Regions from separate parts of the Homo sapiens genome. Here all the other regions are linked to region 1. Evidence: chromatin loops called from intact Hi-C (ENCODE). Cell type or tissue: chondrocyte. All regions are shown on one strand.

Evidence for each region. A loop is a pair of places that touch in the nucleus more often than their neighbours do. Peaks named below come from ENCODE experiments on the same cell type or tissue, not always from the same donor. Only the 100,000 strongest peaks of a DNase experiment are listed, where the experiment ranks them.
Region 2: it touches region 1 in a loop (2.7-fold over the local background); 11 of 110 quality-filtered maps call a loop at or near these places.
Region 3: a loop joins it to region 1, with 12 times the contacts of the local background. A loop is called at or near these places in 25 of 110 quality-filtered maps.

What each region holds. Positions count from the first base shown.
Region 1 is chr18:46,169,738-46,177,737 of GRCh38, forward strand. It overlaps ARK2N (arkadia (RNF111) N-terminal like PKA signaling regulator 2N), which reads left to right and starts at 4,297. Exons shown (of 5, transcript NM_145055.5): 1 at 4,297-4,593. RefSeq lists enhancers at 3,871-3,920, 4,241-4,500, 4,531-4,580, 5,181-5,310. In chondrocyte, CTCF peaks have their summits at 3,825, 4,025 and 5,155; DNase peaks (open chromatin) are centred at 3,744, 4,294 and 4,784.
Region 2 is chr18:46,327,658-46,335,657 of GRCh38, forward strand. It overlaps ARK2C (arkadia (RNF111) C-terminal like ring finger ubiquitin ligase 2C), which reads left to right and starts at 6,361. Exons shown (of 8, transcript NM_152470.3): 1 at 6,361-6,678. The coding sequence starts at 6,618. RefSeq lists enhancers at 5,192-5,803, 5,804-6,414. In chondrocyte, no CTCF peak of the experiment used is centred here; no DNase peak of the experiment used is centred here.
Region 3 is chr18:46,476,364-46,484,363 of GRCh38, forward strand. LOXHD1 (lipoxygenase homology PLAT domains 1) reads right to left here. Exons shown (of 41, transcript NM_001384474.1): 40 at 7,224-7,382; 41 at 910-1,589. The coding sequence ends at 1,109. Among named protein-coding and RNA genes, the nearest start is that of ARK2C, 150 kb to the left of the region's middle. In chondrocyte, CTCF peaks have their summits at 4,902 and 5,108; a DNase peak (open chromatin) is centred at 1,259.

The DNA.
Region 1 (8,000 bases):
AGTCCAATGTCACATCTGTCAAACCCCAGAGCCCCTGGTCCTGACAACTGTCTGATCTTCCACTACTCAGAGTCCTTAGAATGCTTCTGGATGTCCTTGTGTTGGAGGAGGCCATTTAATCCTATGGAATGACGCTGTGAGGCAGAGCGAGTCATGTTAACCCTGGAAGCGGTGACTTGTCTGAGGTTCTGTGGCTACTATTGTGCAGAAGGTCAGCATTTCCCCAGAGGCCACTGCCTTCTAGCAGGTCCTGGGCGATCCTAGTGGGTGCTGGCTATGGTGGGGGTGGGTGGTTACGTTGAGGGAGGCCAGGTTGCCCCTTCTTCTTTTTGAGTCGGAGTCTCGCTGGAGTGCAGTGGCACAATTTCAGCTCACTGCAACCTCCGCCTCCCAGGTTCAAGCGATTCTCCTGCTTCAGCCTCCCGAGTAGCTGGGACTACAGGAGTGCACCACAACACCCGGCTAATTTTTTTTTTGAGACAGAGTCTCGCTCTGACGCCCAGGCTGGAGTTCAGTGGCGTGATCTGGGCTCACTGCAAGCTCCGCCTCCTGGGTTCAAGTGATTCTTCTGCCTCAGCCTCCTGAGTAGCTGGGACTACAGGTGCCTGCCACCATGCCTGGATAATTTGTTTTTGTATTTTTAGTAGAGACGGGGTTTCACCACGTTGGCCAGGCTGGTCTCAAACTCCTGACCTCATGACCCGCCCGCCTCGGCTTCCCAAAGTGCTGGGATTACAGGCATGAGCCACAGTGCCCAGCCTTTTCTTTTTTTTTTTTTTTTTTTTTGAGACAGAGTCTCGCTCTGCCACCCAGGCTAGAGTGCAGTGGCACAGTCTTGGCTCACTGCAACCTCCATCTCCAGGGTTCAAGTGATTCTCCTGTCTCAGCTTCCGGAGTAGCTGGGATTACAGGTGTGCACCACCACACCTGGCTAATTTTTTGTATTTTTAGTAGAGACGGGGTTTCACCATGTTGGCCAGGTTGGTCTTTTTTTTTTTTTTTTTTTTTTTTTTTTTTTGAGACGGAGTCTCGCTCTGTCGCCCAGGCCGGACTGCGGACTGCAGTGGCGCAATCTCGGCTCACTGCAAGCTCTGCCTCCCGGGTTCACGCCATTCTCCTGCCTCAGCCTCCCGAGTAGCTGGGACTACAGGCGCCCGCCACCGTGCCCGGCTAATTTTTTGTATTTTTAGTAGAGACGGGGTTTCACCTTGTTAGCCAGGATGGTCTCGATCTCCTGACCTCATGATCCACCCGCCTCGGCCTCCCAAAGTGCTGGGATTACAGGCGTGAGCCACCGCGCCCGGCCCAGGTTGGTCTTGAATTCCTGACCTCAGGTGATCTGCCCGCCTCAACCTCCCAAAGTGCTGGGATTATAGGCGTGAGCCACCGTGCCCGGCCTGTATTTTTTTTTTTTAGTAGAGATGGAGTTTCACCATGTTGGCCAGGCTGGTCTTGAACTCCCGACCTCAGGTGATCCGCCCACCTTGGCCTCCCAGTGTGCTAGGATTACAGGCGTGAGCCACCACGCCTGGCCTTAGGTTGCCCAATTCTTAGCAATCTGAGATGGAAGGGAGGGGGCAGCCCAGAGCCCAGAAATGAGGGTTCCCTCCCCTCGTCTCCCCCTACTTTCATCATCTCTAGAGTGGTTCTCATAATTGTGTCCATTTTACAGGGCAAATGGTAGAAGTAACCTGCTCAGTCAGGAGAGATCAGGTTACAGTCAAAGCCAGACCAGCCACGCCCTGATGCTACTGTCCAGGCCACCACAGCTGGCAGGTACCTGCTGCAGGCTTAGCCCCAGGCTAGGCGGTATATCAGGTGCAAAAAATGATGGTGAAGAGTGATTCTGACAGGCTTGGCTCTGGCCTCTAGGGCTATGACAGAAGTTGAGAGGATGACGAATATGGTTTAGTAGTAACCCTACAGATAGACCAAGGGCAGACATGTTTGTAGGAGAGTGTGTGTGAGCAGGGGAGTCCTGACCCACAGTGGAAGGCCAGGATGGAGGGGGTAATAAGGGTAGTGGTGACGGGGGTTGTGTCTGGGCTGAGCTGGTTTTATGGGAGAGATGGCATTTCAGGAGCTTGTAGAGCTAAGTATTGGATACACAGAAGACTTTGAGGCAGAAGTAGGATCCCTTCTGCTCCTACAGAAGAAGGGGAAGAAGCAAGTAACTGTACCATTTAATAATGGAAATATAGTAGTAATAAAAATATTAGTAATTAGGATATCAAATGCCCTAGCCTCCAAAAATATACAAAGGCCATTCGACGTAGGAAATTGACTTATTGGTATTAAACAGGAGAAGGGGCTGGGTGCGCTGGCTTACACCTGTAATCCCAGCACTTTGGGAGGCTGAGGTGGGTGGATAACCTGAGGTCAGGAGTTTGAGACTAGCCTGGCCAACATGGTGAAACCCCGTCTCTACTAAAAAACCAAAAAATTAGCTGGGTGTGGTGGCGTGCACCTGTAATCCCAGCTACTCGGGAGGCTGAGGCAGGAGAATCGCTTGAACTCGGGGGGCAGAGATTGCAGTGAGTCAAGATCGCGCCACTGAACTCCAGCCTGGGCGACAGAGCAAGACTCTGTCTCAAGAAAAAAACCAAAAAACCAAAACCAACCAACCAAACAAAAAACAAAGAAACAACAACCACAAAGCAAAAAACAAAAAACAAAAAACAGGAGAAGGACCCAAGATGGTATCTCAGTAGTCAGGGTCCTACTTCAGTATTTCTGCAGCATTGATTAGATCAGACTGTCAAGGAATCTTTTAAAAACTCAATGTATTAGTCCACATTCATTCATTTCCAGACTGAAAGTTGTGATCTTAGTGTGATTTTTCCTTTTCTTTTCTTTTTTTCCTGAAATAGGCTGGGCTCTTGTCACTACCCCATAACCTCTCAAATCCCTTGAGGACTCAGGTAGCAGAAAGTAAATAAATGAATGAACGAGTGAAATAACATACACGGATAAACTACTTAGCTAGCACACACTACGTTCTCTGTGATTCTCAGTGAGGCAGTTGGTGGCTGTGGTTAAGAAAGTAAGCTCTGCCTGTGTTGGAATCCAACACTGCCACTTACTTGGATGTGTCATCTTGGGCAGGTCACTCTGTCCCTCAGTTTCCACCTTTGCAATTTGGGACTAGTAACGCCATCCAACTCATAGGGTTGTTATGAGTTGTAATGAGGATTCAGTGGATTTAACCCATTTAAATGCAAGGTGCCTGGTATAATAAAATTATTTTCTTTTCTTAATTTATTCTTGTAGTTGGGGATGAAAAACTCGCACTCCTGTAGGCAGTCAGAAAAAATGAGTGAAGTGGGGGAACTAAGGGGCCTGGTCTGAAGGGGGAGACTGATATTTAGGGGAGTGCGGACCCAGTGGTGTGAGATTTTCAGAATCTCCTCTTGACGGGTCTCATCCGAGGTTCCAGCACAGCTCTGTAAAGGTAAAGACCGTTTACATTTTCCTCCTCAAAGCTTTATTATTATTATTTTTCTTCTCAAAACACTGCTTTGCTTTGGGGGAGCGCGGGTCCTTGGCCAGATCTTGAGTCTTGAGATATGTCTTCAGCATCTCCTGCTCCTCCTTGGGAAACGCTCCACCCGCCAGTGGGCCTGCGCCCTCCTCCCCTTCTTCGGGGTTCGGGTCCACCTCGTTTCCCCCACCCTCCCCAGGGCTGACTGCAAATCGGAGGGCGACTGCAGAGGCGGAATTCGGGGCAGAGCGGGGTCTCCCCAGCGGGCCACGTCCCACCAGCAGGTGGCGGTCGATCTGCAAGGCCTGCAAGGTGCCCGGACAGAAACTTGAGCAGATATTGGTGCCGCTGCCCGAGAAGAGCTCAGCCGAGTCTCCCCGAGCCCAGCTATCGGCATCCGCGAAAAAGCGGGGAGAGAAGGGCACGGGCTCTCCGCTGGAGCGACTCTGGGATTCAGACACCGCAAGCTGCTTTCGGAAGGGCTTCAGGAGGGGGTGAGTACTGAGCAGCGCACAGAAAAGGGAGCGCTGTCCTTTGCTGAAGGCATTGTCCTTGGCTTGCATTGAGTGGCTTTCCCACCCCCCGGGAAAGACATTTCGGGAAGGTGACGGTCTCAACAGAAGGAGGGAGCGCGGGAAAGAAGCCCGGGGAGCCGGCGCCTTCACGCCCCGCGGTCTGCAGCGGGAGGAGCGCGGGTTCCATCGCGCCAGATGGCGCTGTCTGGCTTTTCTCGGGCCTCGGGCGCCAGTCTCCAGAGGTCTCCGGCGCAGCTGCCTCTCTAGCCGGCCGACGCGGGCTCTGTGTTTCCGGGCGGAAGTGAGGCGCCCAGCGGAACGGCCTCTGGTGACATTTTCTTGGGGGCGGCGCGGACGACTGAAGGGACTTGGTGGTAGAGGCTGCGGAGGCGGCGAGGTTCACTTTGGTCCCGGCAGGGGCTCTGACCGCGACCCACTGCTCGCTGCCGGGGCTTGTTCCGAGGAGGAGAAGGCGGCGGTGGCCGTCGCGTCCTGAGTCACCGCAGCGGGGAAGAGTCCCGGCCGGGGGTTCGGTGCGTGCCCCGACGGGGCGCGCGCGAAGCGAGCGAGAAGGCACGGAGTCGCCGCGGAGCGCAGGTGAGGCGGGAAGGGGCGCAGGGCCGCGGCCTGGCTACTGGTCGAGTTGGGGGGCCCGGGTTGCGTCCCAGGGAGGGGTCGGGGCGAATCGGAGGGCTGCGGGCCGCGGTGAGGGCTCTGCGGCGTCCGGACGCTGGGGTCCTAGCGGGCCTGGCTGGTGGGCGCCGGGAACTCGCAGCCTGGATTGCCGGCTGACGCTGGGGCATCGCACCTCTCCGACCTCCTTGCTCGTCCGCCGTTGGTGACCCTAGCGTCCTCCCGGCCCGGCGGAGTTGGCTCCGGCACTCCAAGCCCCCAGACGCTGGGGCCGGGTTGAGGCGAGTCCTTTTCCGGGGGTGCTGAGGGGAGGCTGGAGGTGCCGCAGTCCCCGGGCTGCGGGGGGAAGCGACTTCACGGCCCTGGAGTTGTCTTCACGCAACTTTCCGGCTCCTAGGCCCGCGGGGGAAGCAGTGGCGGCAACTCCGCCAGCTCCGAGAGTAGGGGGTCTGGCGCCGACACCTGCCCCTGCAGCGGAGAGCTCCGGCGCCGCGGCCGCAGTGGCCTTGGTGGAGGGAGAAAAGGCTTTCTTATAGGCTTGGCGCCGCCTGCCTCTCGGCGCTTCCACTACCTTCGGTCGGCAGGCGCCTCCAGTCAATGCGAGAGATGTGTCAGTCTCCAAAATAGACCGCTTCTGGGGAGTTTGTCAACTTTATTTCAAAACCGGCGAGGATGTACACTGACGAACCCGTGTTAAAGACTATCGCCTTTACGCAAGCCATTCATTCTCACTTTAAAATTGTCCACCCCCCCGCCCCGACCCCCGTCCCCGGCAGCCCCCATCACAAAATTGATGCTCACAGGTTGAAGTAGAGAACATCGGTACGAGCCCTACCAGATCCTTGAGCAGTTTCTGTTTGGATGGGTTTTTCGTTTTTTGCCTGACCTTTTGCTTTCTGAATCCTCTTACCCAGTAGAATTAAAATCCTACTGATGATACTTCGTCAAGGTTGGACCTCTTAATTACAAAAACATCTGCCAATTTTGCTTAGGCTTTTATTGTGTAGTATTGGGTACATGCTAACAGAATCACTCCCTTTCTTCTCTTGGGATATTTTAAGGATGGAAGCTATTAACTTTCTAATGTAGTTTTGCTGATCTTGGCAATCTAGATTCCTCCAGTAATCAGAGCATTGCCTTTTGGTTTAACAAGCATTTTTAGAGGCCTACAATTGATAGTTACTGCCTGATGTCCTGAGGAGTCTCAGGACAAAAAAAAAAAAAACACATGGTTCAAGCAGTTATCCTGCCTCAGCCTCCCGAGTAGCTGGGATTACGGGCACGCGCCACCACGCCCAGCTAATTTTTGTATTTTTAGTAGAGACGGGGTTTTACCACGTTGGCCAAGCTGGTCTTGACCTCCTGACCTCGTGATCTGCCCGCCTTGGCTTCCCAAAGTGCTGGGATTACAGGCGTGAGCCGTGGCGCCTGGACTGAATCAGATTTCTTAATGGGAAAAAAAATTTTTTCTGACAACTTTTTGTGGAAAATAGGATGGACTGGATATTGGAGCTGGAAACTTTCTCCATTGTTAGAATAAGTTCACCGTGTAGTTGTTACTTATTCACTTTATATTTAACATGCATTTATGTGAGAGTAACTGTCATAATACTCTTTGTTTTATGGTTATGATTAATTCAAAACCCATATAGTAAAGATAAATTCAGCTTTAGGTTCTAATTTAATGCAGTTCCATTAGAACTGAGGGCTAATGCGTGTCCTTCAAAGGTTTCTTGCTTCTAATATTAATAGTGATATTGGTACTTTCAGTCTCTTTATTGTGTGACTAGTAAATTCTGTGCGCTTCTGTAGTTACTCATTATACAAGAAGTTGTTTTGTTGGGATTCCCAATCTTACAGCTTTTTTTGACACGTGCATGAACAGACTTGATAAATAGGCAATTTCAGTATTCTTCTTTCTAAAGTTTGGAATTCATGTACACTAGAGACCCAAACCTTTGGTAAATCATCTTAGATCTTCCTCATTTTCCTGCACATAACTGAGGATATGGAAATAGCATGTATTCATGTTTACTGAATAGACAGTACTTGAGAAAAACCTGTAAAGGTGAAAAATGTGTGTGTGTGTGCTTTTTTTTTTTTTTTTAAAGACACTCTTGCTCTGTCACCCAGGCTGGAGTGCAGTGGCATGATCACAGCTCACTGCAGCCTCAACCTCCCGAGCTCAAGCATTCCTCCCACCTCAGCCTCCGAAGTAGCTGAGACCACAGGCTCACGCCACCACACTCAGCTAATTTTTAATTTTTTTTTTTTTTGAGATGGAGTTTTGCTCTTGTTGCCCAGGCTGGAGTGCAATCTCCACTCACCGCAACCTCCACCTCCTGGGTTCAAGCGATTCTCTTGCCTCAGCCTACCAATTAGCTGGGATTACAGGCATGTGCCACCACGCCTGGCTAATTTTGTATTTTTAGTAGAGACGGGTTTTCTCTGTGTTGGTCAGGCTGGTCTCGAACTCCTGACCTCAGGCAATCTGCCTGCCTCGGCTCCCAGAGTGCTGGGATTACAGGTGTGAGCCACCACGGCTGGCTAATTTTTAAATTTTTTGTAGAGATGGAGTCTCCCTATGTTGCCCAGACTTGTCTTGAACTCTTGGGCTCAGGCAGTCCTCCTGCCTTGGCCTCCCAAAGTGTTGGGATTAGAGTTGTGAGCAACTGCACCCGGCCTAAATGTTGGATTTTTAATGTGTTCCTTTAAGGAATAGTGATTTCATTATCTTCTGTTATTTTAGGAAAGAGTTTGGGACCAAATAAAGTTTCTTGGGTTACTGTAATTCTCTAGGCAAAATGAAGTACATATGATACTATGAATAAAAAGTTGTGAGACTATAAAAGGGGAGAGCTATATAGAAGGGGGATAGAAAATAGAGTGGATAAAATATTTGTAAGGGGCTGGGCACAGTGGCTCACACCTCTAATCCCAGCATTTTGGGAGGCTGAGACGGGAGGATCAGTTGAACTCAGGAGTTTGAGATCAGCCTGGGCAACATAGTGAGAGCCCCTTTCTTTTTCTTCTTTTGTTCGTTTGTTCTTTCTTTTTTTCTTTACTTTTTTTTTTTTTTTTTTTTGATGGAGTCTTACTCTGTTGCCCAGGCTGGAGTACAGTGGCGCGGTCTTGGCTCACTGCAAACTCTGCCTTCCGGGTTCAAATGATTCTTCCATGTCAGCCTCCCAAGTAGCTAAGACAGGCGCCTGCCACCACGCCTGACTAATTTTTTATTTTTAGTAGAGATGTGGTTTCACCATGTTGGCCAGGTTGGTCTCGAATTCCTGACCTCAAGTGATCACCTGCCTCGGCCTCCCAAAGTGCTGGGATTACAGGTGTGAGCCACCGTGCCCGGCCTTGAGAGCCCA
Region 2 (8,000 bases), 160 kb after region 1:
ATCACGTATCTGTATATGACCTACACACACCTTCCTGTATACTTTATAAGTCCTCTCTAGAGTCCTTATAAGATGTAATGCAATGCAAACGCTATGAAAATAGTTGTGATACTGTATTTTAAAATTTGTATTAATTTTATTGTTGTATTGTTATTTGTATTTTTTTTTCAAGTATTTTCAACTGGAAGTTGGTTGAATCTTCAGATGTGGAACCTGCAGGTACATAGAACTGACTGTGTAAGGGTTTTCTGTGTGAACATCACCATAATATCATTATTCCACCTAAAAATACCCCAATAATTCCTTAATATCATTAATATCCAGTCAGTGTGCATTTCCCCAATTACTATTTATTTATTTGGAGTGTAGTGAAACGAGCATGGCTCACTACAGCCTCGGGCTCCTGGGCTCAGGTGCCTCAGCCTCCAGGGTAGCTGGCCACATTCAGCAAGTTTTTTTTTAGAGACGGGGTTCCACCATGTTGCCCAATCTGGCCTCGAACTCCTAGGCTCAAGTGATCCTCCTGCCTTGGCCTCCCAAAGTGCTGTGATTACAGGCTCGAACCACCATGCCTGGCCCCCAATTACTTTTATAGTTTACTTGTTCTAATTCCATCTCATGAAAATCTAAACACTGCATTTGGTTGATAGATCCCTTATGTCTCTATAGGCTCCCCCTCCATCTCCTTTTAGCACCTGTTAATTTGGTTTTTGAAGAAAATGGTTGGTTTATCCTATAGAGTTTCCCTAATCTGAATTTTGCAGATTGCATCCCAATGTTATCTTTTACTACGTTTCTTTGTTTCCTGTGCTTCCTAACAATTGGAAATTAGATCTGGAGCTTTCATCAGGCTCAGGTTTCATTTTCTGGAAAGACCACCTCATGGATGGTGGTGTGTTCTATCAGAAACGCATCATGGCCCATTGTCTCTCTTTTGCTGATATTAGCAGCCATTAACGGTCATTGCCTAGAACTTTTATTTCATCAAGATGACATGCTCATGATATCATTTCTTATTTGTTTGCCAATATTTCTATAAAAAGAAATTTCTCTCATTAAATATTTCATTATCTTAAAATAATAGAGTTTGTATGGGAAAGCCAGGACACATACTTGATTCTTTCTCTTTATTTACCAATTTCTAGCATCCTCCAAGCGAGCTTTATCTTCTACGAAAGATATCCCACAACATTCCTATCTTCATCCCTGTCCGCAGGACTTAATCATACAGCCTTCCCTCACTGCCAGGGGGTCTGGGATCTTCAGCTGGGATTTAACCTGGGCAGCCAGGTGCTCAGGTAATTTCCCAATTACATTGGAGAAGGGGATTGTGAACCCTGGTAACTGCTTCATTTCCTGTTGGCCCATACCTGTTTGAGGGCTGAAGTGGCTTCATTCATCTTATCTTGTATCCCTTGCACTTTCTGATGCAAAAGGCTCTACTCAGTGACTGTGCAGTGAACATATGAATAAATGGTGCAGTCCTCACTGTTCCCATGCTTTCCATGACCCAGGTTCCCAGTTCGGCCAAGAACATTGAGCTCCTTCCTATATAGCACATTTGTTCCAAGCTGCTGCTTCTCTTCTCTCTCTTTCTCCTATTCTTCTCTGACCTTCTCACTCCTCTTCCTCTTCCTCTTTCTCCTCCTTCTCCTCTTCCCCTTCCCCTCCACTTCCACCTTTTCCAGTTCCTTTTCCTTCTTTTTTTTTTTTTTTTGAGATGGAGTCTTGCTCTGTTGCCCAGACTGGAGTGCAGTGGCAACATCTTGGCTCACTGCAACCTCCGCCTCCCAGGTTCAGGGAATTCTTCTGCCTCAGCCTACCTACTAGCTGGGATTACAGGCATGTGCCACCATGCCTGGCTAATTTTTGTATTTTTAGTAGAGACGAGGTTTCACCATGTTGGCCATGCTGGTCTCGAACTCCTGACCTCAGGTGATCTGCCCGCCTCAGCCTCCCAAAGTGTTGGGATTACAGGCCTGAGCCACCACGCCTGGCTCCAGTTCCTTCTCTTTCTTCTGCTTTTAATTCTGGGCTTTTGTTCATATTTTGCTTCCTTGACTCAATGCCACTCCCATTTTCTCAGCCTGTTCAAAATAGACCCACACTTTAGGGTCCTCATCTCCCCTGATCCATCCAGAGGATTTCCTGAGTATTCAGGCCTACCGTGACTTCTGTCTGACTCACCATCATCCTTCGTTATGGGCAGCCTGTCCTGATTACTCTTTACTTTCTTGTGTTTATGCCCTGGCTCCCCAGCGGCCATCAGTGCCTGGGGCCACGGCTCTTTCTGCAGCAGACCGCATCTAGAATCCCCTGCCACGTTCAGCACAGGGCTGTCGTGACACCAGTCCCAGTAGGTTCACTGATTGACGCATAGCTGTTTTGCACAGCTTTTGCAAGTTGTCAACTTGATGTCAACACAACATGGAGAAGAGCAGGAATGCTGTCATCATTCTTGAACATTTTTGTTATCTACATGACTGATGTGGTGGGTTTGTTTTCATTTGTTGACTAAAGGACAATGTGGTCATAACCTAGATGTAAGGTTGGGCTCCAAAAGAGCTGTTCTTAAAACAGATACTTCTGGGCTCCAGAAACATGATGATCTGTAGAAATCTTTTTGCAGGTGGTCATAGTGGAGCCAAAAGAGAGTGGGGATTCAAAGTGTGGGTCAGAGACCAAAGTGACAGCGCTTTCTCCATCCTCTAAGGCCATGTTTTTCCATTTTGGATTAGGAATTATAGATCAACCTTCACTTTTCATTTTTTTATACTTCTTGAGCCTTACATGCTATGCCACAAACATGCACTAGGCATTGATTTTGGCAGGGATTGAGGGGGTGCAGAACATACAAAGAAAAAACCCTGAAGAATGGAATATTTCTACAAATCTTTCTACTCCAGAAATCTTCTTATTGTACTTCTATGGACTTTAGCTAATGGGAGGGAGAGTGGAAAACAGTCATCCCAGCCTGACGGAAACAGATAGAAAGTAGAAGCAAGACTAGGCTATGTGCTAGGAAATATGGATTCTAGTTCTAGCTCAGCCATGAATGGCTGTGACCTTGTTTACAACCTTCTGAGCTTTAGCTTCCTCACCTGAAAAACAAGAGACGGGCAAGACAATAATCGACTTTCATTCTGGAGACATCAATGAATTTATGCTTCTAGAATTTTGTTTTCTTTTCTTTTTTTTTTTTTTTCAGATTCTTTATCACTTTCTCACTGAATCCTCACAATAAACCTATAAGGTAGGTCTGGCAGGGGTTGTGCTAATCCCCATTATACAGATGGGTGTGTTGGGGCTGAGAAATGTTAGGTAGTTAACAAGGTTTCATTAAAAATGAAACTCCTCCTCCTAATCCACAAAAATTCCTTCTTAGCAGGAGGCTCATGCCTGTGTTTATATGTTGGTGTACTGAAAATGCAGGCATCTGTCTGTCAGGTTTCTCTGATGTGCAAATACGAAGGATGCAATTATTAGGTGGACTCATAGATTTCCCTTGGTTTGCATTGCTGGTCTGTTCTTTGATGATTGCCTTTCTCTGAGGGATGTTCCATGCTATAGCATAATTTACACTAACTGCATTAACTAGGCAATCATAAATAGCAAGTGGAGGGCAAGAGGTGGTGAGCAAGGAGAGATGGACAAGTGAAGGGAAAGAACTAAGAGCCTAATAGCCAGGCCCGATTCTGTGTACTCTACAAGTATTAACTCATCTGGTTCTCAAAAGAACCCCACCAAGAAGGTTGCTATCATCAAGCCCATTTTACAGATGTTGAAACCAAGGCCTAGAGGAGTTAAATAACTTGCCTGAGCTACTATGTGTCAGAGGCAGAATGTGAAGCCAGGCAATTTGATTACAGAGTTTGAACCCTGACCTCCTTCCTGTCAAGGTCAGATTGGGTAATCATAAGCTTTTGCAAGCTGTTCTGGTACAAAGTAAGATTTTTAAAAAAGAATGCCCATCCAAAACTAGCAAGGTTGCACAGAGAAACTGGCATACCATATACATACTGCTGATAGTACTGACAATGAGTTTTATCTTTTTATAAAGCAATTTGTGGCAAGAGCCATAGTTTTCCGTATTTGTCAATCCATGAATGTCAATCCTAGAAGTTTATTCTACGTTTATAGTTCGACCAAAATGAGATGCCATATGCATGAAGTTTATTGTATGATCTGTAATAATGGAACACTGGGAGCAAATTAAATGCCCTAGAATAAGGTATGATTAAGTAGTATCATGATACGTTCACTAGTTGGAATATATAAAAGCATTTGAAATGATAATTACAATGGCTACGTAAAAGGACAGGAAAATGTTTCTGATAAAATGTTAAGTTTAAAAAGCAGGATGAAAAATATGTAGATTATGATGACAATTCTGATATATATGCATACTGTCCAAGCCTGAAATAGAACAGGAAAAACTTCTAGTAGTTAGGTGTTTGTTAAAATCCTTTCATTTTTTTCAGATTTCAATTAGTAGTGGCATTGTGTTTATTTATCAGATAATGAAAAAAGGAAAGAGCTGGTGGTAGAAGTGGGTTGAAAAAAATTGCCTAGGGTGAGACTTGGACTGCTATTGGGAGACTTGCCTCTGGCCGTCTTCATCCCTGAGTTCTCTGGGGGCAGCCAGAGTTTAGGGTGGGAAAGAGAGCTCAGGCCTGAGAGATCCACGGGCTTATGGGAGAGAGAATGGTGAACCCTGGGTTCTGCCCTTGCCACTGGGAATATGGTAGCTGTCTGGGTAAAGCCAGGCTGTGGTTTTCCCTTTGCTGTCTTGTCCATTGTCTTACCTCACTTCTCCCATTCTTTATTCTTCAAGTCTCAAAAGCCTTAGAAGTCACTTTCCCGGAGTCAGCCTCAACTCCTCCCCTTGCCACCCACTGGGCTGGGTGCCCCTCCAAGGCTCCCCGTTTGCCCAGCTTCCCGTGCTGCCCATTTCTGCATGGAACAAGCTCTATGGTGATTGCCCGTTGGCATCTCTGAGGCCCTCTCTGGCCTCCAAGAATTGGGATCTTGGGCAGATCGGGATCACCTCCCTATGCCCTTGCTCAACACAGCATGGATTAAATGAATGACCCTCCTTTTCCAAGGTGAGGGCAGGTTGGGGTTGGATTAGATTCTTTCCAGCTCCACATACTGTGATTTTTACCATCTCCTATTTATCAGACTCATTAAAGAAAGAAACCACTGGGCTTTGAAGACAAGTCCCAATGTAGGGAATGTCCTCTGTCTTTCTGCCCGTGGGTGGGCCCCTGAAGCATTCTCTGGCCTTAGTGTGTGAACTGTGAGCCTGATTGTAGGCGTAGGGTTGCCTTGGGAGTTTTCACAGAAGGTCAGCTGAGCATGCAAGAACACCGCCTCAGTCGTCCTCCTGGCAACAAAGCTTGCGGTGAAGGCTCTTTGATTGGGTCTTGCTTGTCCCCAGCTGGACTGTCACAGGGCACATGTGACACGGTGGCTGCGCCTCCACGTGTGAATTTGCAGGAGCCTCAGAGCCTGATGTTACATATCCGCCTGCTGGCTGTGGAAGTGGGCGTGTCTGTGCACATGGCTGGGTGTACCTGTCTCAGATCAGGGCAAAAGGTAGATGAGTGGCCCTGGGTTTTCTGGGCAGTGTGTCTCTGTGTAGACTGTTGGCAAAGACCTCAGTGAATGAGTGAATTTCAATTCAGCAAATAATTATTGTGAGCTTTGTGCTCTCCAAGAGCAACGACGCGGTGCGCCAGGCAGAGAGCCTGGGGAGTGTGCGTGTCTTACCTGTGTCTGCATCGTGTGTTCCCTCTGTGTGTCTCTGAGAATGCGTTCTTGGCACGCGTCCTGCGTTAACAAGGCGTTTGGTGTGTGCATGTCTGTGTGACAGTGCCTGGGTCCTGTTTGCGGCTGCTTGTTCGCATTCCAGCTTCCCTTGTGCCCGCAGTCAGGCTCTACACGTGCGCCAGCCTCCGAGCGCACGTCCCCGAGTGACCCGTGCGCGGTGTGCAGGGACCTCAGGGTCGTGTGCACTAAGGGCGCTCGTGCCCGTCTCTCTGCACTAAGGAACGCACCTCCACATGTCTGAGTGCACGTCCCTCTCCATGTGTGCACGTTCCGTGTTCACGCCGCCCATGTCTGTGCAGGGGCGCTTCACGCGCGCCCTCTCCGGCCCGCGGGCGGCCAGGGACCCGCGCTGGGCTCCACGCTTCCCGTGGGGCTGACCCCTCCCTCGCGCCCCGCAGCGGGCCGCAGCGATTGGCCGCCGGCCCCCTTCCAGCCGTCACCCCTCCCTCCCTCCGCCACCCGCGCGCCCGCGGTCCCCGCTGTCCCCCGCGGTTCCGGCGAGGCCGCGCCGCGCTGCGCTCCGCTCCCATTGGCTGCGCGCGCCTTTGTGTGGCGGCAGCTGCGGCCCCAGCGCCTTTGAATGTCGAGAGGGGCCGGGAAGGGAGCCTTTCCATGGGCCATCTGTCTCCCCGCCAGCCGCCGCCCCACCGCCGCCCGCGCCCCGCGCTCCGCCTCCCGCCCCGGCGGCTCCCGCAGCCCCGCCGCCGCCCGCGCCCGCGCCCCGGAGCCGCGCCACAAAGGGCCCGCGCGCAGCCGCCGCCGCCGCCGCCGCGCGAGGAGCCAGGATGGTCCTGGTCCACGTCGGCTATCTCGTGCTTCCAGTGTTTGGCTCTGTGCGAAACAGAGGTATCGCTTTTTCCTTTCGGGGTCTGCTTCGGAGCGTGGATCGCCGCAGGCACCGGGGCGGGGGCGGGCGCCGCGGGCGGCCGGGGGCTCAGGGCACACCCGCGAGGACGCAGGGCGAGCGGTGGCTTCCCCCCACCCCATTTTAGGGGGACCCCCGAGGGTGGGGGCGGCCGCCCTCGTGGGAGCTTTTGTAGTGAAGTTAGGGTTTGGCGAATTTGGGTCCCTTCCTCCCCAGCCCCATTTTTTATTTTTTGCGGCGGACGTGGTTCCCCCAAATCACAGCCCCTTCCCCTAATACCTAGCCCTGTATGATCGAAAGGAGAAAGATACATGACCGTGTGTGTGTGTGTGTGTGTGTGTGTGTGTGTGTGTGTGTGTGTGAGAGAGAGAGAGAGCGCGCGCGCGAGAGCATGCTTGGTTTTCTGTGGTTTGCTTTTTTTGAGGTATATGTGTGTTTTGTGTTATGTGTGTTTTGTATTCATTTTTTGTTCATTAGTACCGATGGCTGGCTAGCTGGGACCTGGGTCTCTGCCCTATCCCATGCCCCAGCCCCCACCCTCTCGTGGGCACTTGCACGATTTTCCATCCCATCCTTTTTTCGTCTTTAACCCTTTTTGTGCATCGCCCTTGTGCTATTGCCCTGCTCACCCCGCCCCCCGCAACTGTCTTTGTATGACAGTTGCATACACGGGTTCAAGATGCTTGGGCGCGTGTGTGTGTGTGTGTGTGTGTCTGTATGTGTGTGTGCATGTGTGCGAGTGTGCGCGCGCGCCTCGGAGAGTCAGACCTGCGCTGCTGTGCCCTCCTTGGGTCCGGCTGGAGCGGGGCGTCCGGCCCTTGGGTGTTGTGCTGTGTGTGAGGATGAGGTGGGAAGCTGCCCCCACGCCAGGCCTTTGCCCCGGGCAGCGGTTGACAAAGCAGCGGGCCGGCGCGGGCTTTGTTTTTAACTGTGATAAATGGGGTGTGTTTGCACGGTCCCCTTTCCCCACATCCCCTCTCCCTCACATTCTGCTACAACAATAGCTTGATTTTCCCCTCTTCTCCCCACCTCCACTCCACATTTCTTTCATTTTCTTTTAATAAAAAATTCCCACCTCCCAAGCAAATCCGAGATGCATTTAGATTCATTTTTTTTCTTTTTTGTATTCTGCCTCTGGACTCACATTTCTCGTCTTGGAAATGTTTCTTCTATCCTCTCCCACTCCACGTCTGCTTAAATCCCTGCTGGCTCAGGCCCTCCTCCCCCTCTCCCCACTCCCTCATACACAGAATGATGTCTTCCCTTGGCCGACCAGGGCTCCTCTACCAAGTCGGGGTGGGGG
Region 3 (8,000 bases), 310 kb after region 1:
GCCTCACTGCGAGTTTAGACCTTTCTGGGACAGAGGGTGCAGGGACAGCAAAGTGGCAGAAACACTGGTCCTGGGGTGCCCTCCTGTAGGGATATTTTCCAGCCCGACCCACCTTGTTGCTGTCCTTTTCTCTACAGGAAAATCAGAAGTTAGGTGCTGAGCTCTGCGAAGTCTTGCTGTGACTTTGTGACTGCCGATCAGGGAGAGTGTGTGTGCATGTGTGAATCTGTGTGGGTACTCAAATGTACAGTTCTCCTGCTGCCTCTCCATCAAGGTCACATTCCCCTTGAGGGTAAAGACCAGGTCTTCACTTTGTTCCCAAGCCCCTCTCAGCTCTCAGTCCAAACCTTGCCCACAGAGAGCCACAGGTGATAATCACCAAATAACCTCAATGACCCTGCTTTCTCTCCCGGCCTTAGAGTGCCAGTGACCAGGCTGTTGCAGGTGCCATCCCTATCACCTTTGTGTCCAGTCCTGACTGTGTTAGCACAGGCTGGGATAACCAGCAGGCACTTGCCAATGCGTTCTCTGTAAAGTGATGGAAAGAATTATCTACTTTTCACAGGCTCATAAATCCCCCGGCAAAACACTTCTTCCTGAGGTTTTTCTCCACTTGCCACTGGGTTTATTGAAACTGGGGAAAAGTATACACTTCTTAGCAAGCAGATGCTAAGATGAGTTCTTTATAGGATATGGTTGGTAATAATTTAATTAGCCTAGCTTTTTTGGGGAAAAGTGTTAATTAGTTTTTGCTTAAAATACACCATCTTGATGGCCTCTGCTTCTCCACTTCTATCCCCTGGGTGAAGACTCAATTTCTCATCCACACTCTGCAGCAAGTCCCAGCCTGGTCACTACTGTTATTACAGAAAAAGGAAATACAAAAAATTATTTTTGGGCAGCCACAGATTATGACACATGCTAATTATTATCACTGTAGGTTCAATAAACTGGGGGTAGGGTGGGGAGCAGGACCCCATGAAGTTCTCAGTGGACTGCTAGCCCCCAGTGCCAATGCTAGAGGCTTTGAAGGGCTGCTGACCGCCAAGGTGGAGGGCAGAAATGTGAGATTGGGGCATCTCAGTGAGAGGGTGGGGGCCCTAGCCCCTCAGACAGAAGGGAAGAGGTCTCTCCAGGTGAGTCCATCCCCCCGCTTCTTGTCCAGCCACCTGCCACAGTTGAAGATGGTGGCCACGCCGGTGCTGGTGTTGGTGACCTCCACCTTCTCCACCAGCCAGCCTGAGCAGTAGCCACTGCTGTCGTGCTCCAGGCGCACCTTGCGCAGCTCACCCAGCTCCAGCGTCTCCAGGAAGAAGCGGTCTGTGCTGCCCCGCTCGAAGAGGTTGCGCATTTTCTGCTTCAGCTCCCGCTTGCCTGTGTCTCCGTTGGCCCCAAAGATGGTCACGAAGACGTTGGCATCAGTGCCTGCCCCTGGCTCATAGCCTGTTGTCACGATGACTTCGTACTTGACGGGCACCAGGCTCTGGACCTTGCTGGCAAAGCTCTCTGTCGTCTTGGTAACCTCGAATACCTTGAAGTACTTCCTCTTCCTCTTGAGGGGGATGAGGCAGTCACAGTTAAAGAAGTACCTGGCAGAGAGGTGGGAGAGTGGAGGGGTAGGGGCTAAGCAGACCCCAGCCGAGGCTGCTCCCTCCCCCAGATCCCCTTGCTCATCTATAAATGATCCCTTCCCAAGGTGATGGGATATTGGAGCTGGAAATGTTGGTTTAAATGTGCGTATGGATTCTTGTTTAACTTCAAATTCACCATGGACGGGCATCTCCATTCTTCCAGTTGCTTCTTGATTCTTCTACTTCTTTTTTGCCCCTCATACTCCATGTCCAATCCATAAGCAAATCCTGTTGACTTTATTTTTTTTTTCTCACCATCTTGGCCAGGCTGGTCTGGAACTCCTGACCTCATGATTCACCTGCCTCAGGCTCCCAAAGTGCTGGGATTACAGGCGTGAGCCACTGCGCCTGGCCGACCCTATTTTTAAGATATATCCAGAACCAGCCCACTTGAAAACTGTCTAGTATCTATCTGCCCTCCTGCTACTTGGGTCCAAGTCACCATCATCTCCTATTTGGAAATTATCAAGAGCCTCCTAACTGGTCTTCTAGCTTTTTGCTACCTGTGGTCAATTCTCTATGAAGCAGCCATGTGATCCTATTGAGAGGTAAGCCCAAGTATGTCCTTCCCCTGCTCAGAACCCTCCAGTGGCTTCCCATGTCAAGTAAAAGCCAAAGACTTTACAACGGTCTGCAAAACTCCTCATGATCTGACTCTCCTCTTCCTGTGTTTTCCTTTATTCATTTTTATGTATTTTTAATTTTTATTTTCTTTAGAGACAGGGTATCAATTTGCTACCCAGGTTGGACTGCAATGGCGCGATCATAGCTCACTATAACCTCGAACTCCTGGGCTCAAGTCATCCTCCTGCCTCAGCCTCCTGAGAAGCTGGAACTATGAGCATGCACTATCATGTCCAGCTAATTTAAAAAAATATATTTTTGTAGAGATAGGGTCTCACCATGCTTCCCAGGCTAATCTTAAATTTCTGGCCTCAAGCAATTCTCCTGCGCTGGCCTCCCAAAGCACTAGGATTACAGGTGTGAGTCACTGCACACAGCTGTGCTTTCCTTTCTCACCTGTCACCTGCTCTTTTCCAAGCTCACTCCCATCTGCAGATACTCTTGCTCCCTTAAAGGGACTGGTTAATTTTTGTACCTGGTGTTGTCACCTTTAGAGGGAGTTGCTGAATCCAGAGTGACAATTTTAGGCAAAACCAAGTGGAAATATGACTATTAAATGTACGCTCCCAGATCCCTTACACTTGGCTGAGTTGAACAAAGAGTTTGTATATATATGTATGTGTGTGTGTGTGTGTGTGTGTGTGTGTGTTCATGGACTGCAGAGTACAAAGGGAAAGAGAAAGTCCTCTATCGAAGAAGCCATCACAAGCAGAAGCAAGTCTAGAGCCAAGAGAATGGTCTTGGACCAAGAAGTCCTCCCAAACCTTCTCTTGCACATCCCCAATTTTAGCCTCTGGGTAATGACAGTGGGTTCAGGAATTATAAAGGAAAAAGCCAGACAGCATGGTGGGAAAATGCTGCACAGGATGTGAGAGGGCATGGTCTGCCCCAGCCCTGCCACCTACCATCTGTGTGACCTTGGACAAGTCACATATCCTACCCAGATCTTGATTTTCCCATTGGCGAAGCTGGAGGTTTGGACTGAACAATTGCTATGGTTTCTTCCCACTCCAAATTGCTAATATGCTAACACCTTTGAAAACAAGCTGTCTTGGTGCTGGCTAACAACTTCAGGAATGCAACACTGAAAAGGTGTGCCCAATGGTGCAAAATCAAACCCTATTTTAGATGAACATTCTTAACAGAAAAAAAAAAAAACAAAAAAAAAAACACCTTTGGTTTTTTGCCTGCTTACACAACTCCAGGACTTTGCATTCTTGAATCTCATTAGCTCCCACAACAACCCTGGGCATCATCCTCCCATTTCATAGGAGGAGGAACTGAGACTTGAAGAAGAAAAGTCAGCGCTTAAGGTGACCCAGAGCCAGAGCCTGCCTGGCCCTGAAGAATAAGCCATTTAAAGACATTTGCAGGAAATCCTTATTCTGTTTTGAGATCCTTCTTCCCCCAATTTATCACTTGATAAATTTGGATTGTTGTTACATACTACAATTTCTTAGAGGAGGAGATACTTGCATTGTTTTAAAATTCTCTTAAAATGTATTTCTTTATGCATATGCCCACTAATATGCATCATTCTATATAAATACAAAAATCATCTGATCATATACATACTTTTCTAAACGTACTTTTTTTTGCTCCCTCTTTGCTTGGCTCTCTTTCTTTCTCCTTCTCACTTCAGCATCGCTTCTCCTCAGATAACCCATGTAACAGTTGAGGGTGTAGCCTGCCAAATTTCCCTCCATTTCACCCAACCCTGCACAGACCCACGTGTACATAGACATATGGGGATGTCAGTGTTCCCTTTACAAAACGGCATCACATAAGACATGTTTTCCTGTGTCTCGCTTTTCTCACTCAATAATACTTCCTGGGAATTGCTCCAAGTCATCTGGTATGTATTTAATTCATTATTTTTGATGGCTGAAAAATATTCCCTGGTGTAGATATAAGGAAATGTTTTCTGATAGACATAATTATAGGATCACCAAAATGTGGGCCCTGCAGACTTACACAAAGCTCTGGCTTTGGAAGGACACTCAGCGGGCTGCTCCTGCTAGAAAGGGGGGAAGGTGTCCAGCCAGAGTAAAGGCAAAAGCAGAGAAAAATGAGCAGAAAAAAGTGATACATATTCAAAACTATGTATAAGCACACATCTGTGAACATTGTGTATTAGAAAAATCCCAGAGAGAATGGGGTCACCAAAATGCTCATCATGGTGGCCACCTCTGATGGGCAGGGCTGTAGGGAATTTTTACTTTCTTTTACATACGTTTCTGTATTTGAATTTTTATGGTTGTGTATTAGATATGCTACCGGGATAAACAATAAAGGTGTTTTCAGTTAAAAAATAAGGTCTTTTTGTATGACCTTTCACCCAAATCCTGAGGCTATTAGTGATGAATGAGAACTGGTCAGGAAGGTCAACAGCACACTGCAAAAGAGGGATCAGAATGGAAATAGCTGTGAGATGGACATTTGGAGTTATTGTGTGTATGAGATATTGAGATTAAATTCATTTGTAATTCATGTAACTCCAAATATGGCTAACATGGTGGCAGGAAAGGAATTGTGGATGTTACACACAGTGTTAAGCAAGTGGTTTTATAATGCAGAATGTAGGTTCCTTCTAGAATGAGGCCATGTGAATTGTCACCACGATTAAACATGCCTGCAAAGTCCCCCTTCTGGACGAAGGTGGTATTTCTGCAGGCGACAGGTTTTCATCCAGCAGAGACCACTGAGAACTGCAGGCGACAGGTTTTCATCCAGCAGAGAATAAGGCTTGAGAATTGCAGGTGACAGGTTTTCATCCAGCAGAGACCACAGGCTTGAGAACTGCAGGCAGGCAGGGGTGAGCTAGGGCATGACTTCAGAGAGCTCCTAGGCTGACACCCCTGCCATCGTCCCTCTACCCTAGACCCTATAGAGCATCCAGCTCTCCTCCCAAAGGGCAGCGTGAAGCACAAGGAGTTGATGGGTAACTGCTGGAGGCCACACAGTTGACCAGGTGACAGCGCTAGTATCCAGAGGCCTGGACCCCCTGCAACCCCTTCACTTCAGGAAGAGCCCCTTCCTCACAGATATCTCTTCCTCCCCGCTCCAGCCCTGGTGACAACAAAAGACAGGCTGCATTCCTGAGGCTGGAGGGAAAGATGCTTCAATTAAGAGCGGCTTTTTCTTCTGCAGGATGGAAAATTCTACAACTGAGGCCCAGGACTGTGGGGCAGGAAGCTTACAGCTGGGCCTTTGCCTTCCTTTCCTCCTAAGACAGGAAGGTGCCAGGTGGTGCTGAGAACTCTCTCTCGGCCAACATTGTGGGTTTAAGGGTAATGTGAGGGTGACTATTTTATTTTGTTTTGTTTATTTTGGGAGGTTTGCAGATGAGCAGTATCAGCAGACACAGTCCTTGTGGATGGGAGGTAGTACTGAGCCATGGAAAGGGCTTAGGCCTGGCCCTGACTTGCTCAGTGAGTCATTCACTTTTCTGGGATAGTCTCCCAGCTGTCAAGTTCTCATCAGTACTGGTCCTAGCAGCCACATAGAGCAACTCCTACAGGATTGATTGTACTTGAGCTGGGCTTTCTCTAAAAGAGCAGCAAATAATGCCATAGCTCAAGAGGGAAGTTGCTATGAACAGAGTTGTATCTCCCCAAATTTATACATTGAAGCTGGAACCCCCAATGCCATGGTATTTGGAGATGGGGGACTTCAAGAGATAATTAGGTTTAGATAAGGTCATGAGGGTGGGGCCCTTATGATGGAATTAGTGCCCTTACACAAAGAGGAAGAGAAACCAGAGCTCTCTCTCTCTGCCACGTGAGGACACAGAGAGAAGGCGGCCATGTGCAGGACAGAAAGAGAGTGCTCCCAGAACTCCACCATGCTAGAACCCTGATCTCAGACTTCCAGCCTCCAAAGCTGTGAGAAATAGCTTTCTGTTGTTTAAGCCACCCACTCTCTGATATTTTGTTATGGCAGTCTGAGCAGAGGTCAGAACCTCTTCTGCCAAATTCCCAAGGAGTTGCTTGGTCTGGGGGAGCCAAATCCAGGGAGCTGCAGGTTGGACAAGTGTGGCTTTGAGAAGCTTGGCCTCCTGAGGGCCAGAGCCCATAGCCGAGGGCTCTGCCTAGGTCCAGCCTGGCTGCCGCTTCTGTGCAGACAAGGGCTACCTTTCCTTGTGCAGGGAAGGCTCTAGGGTGTGGTATGAGCAGGGCCAGCCCCAGGGAGAGGTGCAGATGTGGGAGCGTCCACAGTGGTTCTGGCCCTGTGAGCTATGTACTCAGCTTTCACTTACCCTTTGGCAAGCCTTGATCTTGGATTCCCCTTTCCACCCTCCCCTGGCTCCTTCTCAGCACCTTTCCTGCCTTCCAGAGCCTCAGGGCTCTTCCTGGCTTCCAGCTTGGTTACCAAGGGGTTTTAATTAGACAAATTGATGACTGTGACTATGTTGCCCAGGTAACTAAGACCCTTAATCTTCCAGAAATGTCTGAGTCTCCAGAAGGCTCTGATGAGAGAATGCAAAGCCCCTTATCTGGGGTACTGTGAGGCAGATGGACCATTGGATTACCCTAGCTTGTCTCTGGTCCCTACTCTGCCCACATGGATGGTGGGTTTTCACTATGACCGTGTAAACAGCAGGCTTCATAACTGTGTTTCTTTGTCATTTTAGATTGAGGGAAGGGGAAGGCAAGGAAAGTCTCTGCTCTCTGGCACTGTTTGACTTTCTCAGTATCCTTCCAAGGAAGCATCCCTGGATCCAAAGACTAGATGCACCCCAGGTCATCTGGCCTACTCCCCTGCCTCTGATAGTAGATGCACAATCCAGATAGCTTCAGAAGCATACAGCTGTCTCTTCCCTTCCTGCCTTCTAGGCCTCCTGAACAGGGTAATCTTGACCTTGAAGAAGAGACCTCATCATACCCTGCTCTCTTGCCCATGGTCCAGCTCAGTCCCTGCCCCATGCTGAGGGAGTGGCACTTCCTTGGGGAGAGGCTCAGTACATACACATTGCCGTACTCCATCTCGGTGATGGTGATGGTCTTGACATGCCAGGCAAGTTCTCTCTTGGGGATAAACCGGTCTTCCCTGGCAAGGTGGCCCACACAGAGGGAGGCAATGTCCCCCAAGTAGATGCTGTCAAACTCAAACGTGTCTGTGGTCCCCCTGCAGGAAACAAAAGTGTGGTCCATGAGCTGCCTTTGCCCACTGAAGCAGGTAAGCATTTGTCGGGGGCCTGCTGCATTCCAAGCAGTGGGCCAGGGAACAGGGATGGGATGGCAAGCAGGAGCTCATGGCAGTCCTGGAGGCTTTGAGGGGTTCAGTTCAGTTTGGGACCAAGACAATCACGATGAAAAAGCCCCACTAGCTGCCTGGCCTCAGCACCAAAGAATGGTGACATCGTTATGCAGGATGGAGATGGGGAGGGTGGTGAGACTTGGAGAGCAGAGGGAGGAGGGGAAGGGAAGAGTCCCCTGTAACAGACATGTCTTAGCAAAGTCATAGGTGGGAACAGTGGGGTGTGGAGGTGCAGATATTTCTGGGGGAATGCTGGCTTGGGTGAAGTTTGGGTTCAGGGAGGGAAAAGCTAATGGAGAAGGTATGGGTGCAGGCAGCCTGTGGGGGTAAGTGCCAGTCTAAGGTGTCCAGACTTCATCCTGAGGTAGAGATTTGAAGAAAAGGTTGTTATAAATGGAATGTCTGTGCCCCAGTTCCCCCAAATTTATATGTTGAAACCTATTCTCCAGTGTGATGGTATTTGGAGGTAGGGTCTTTGAGAGGTGA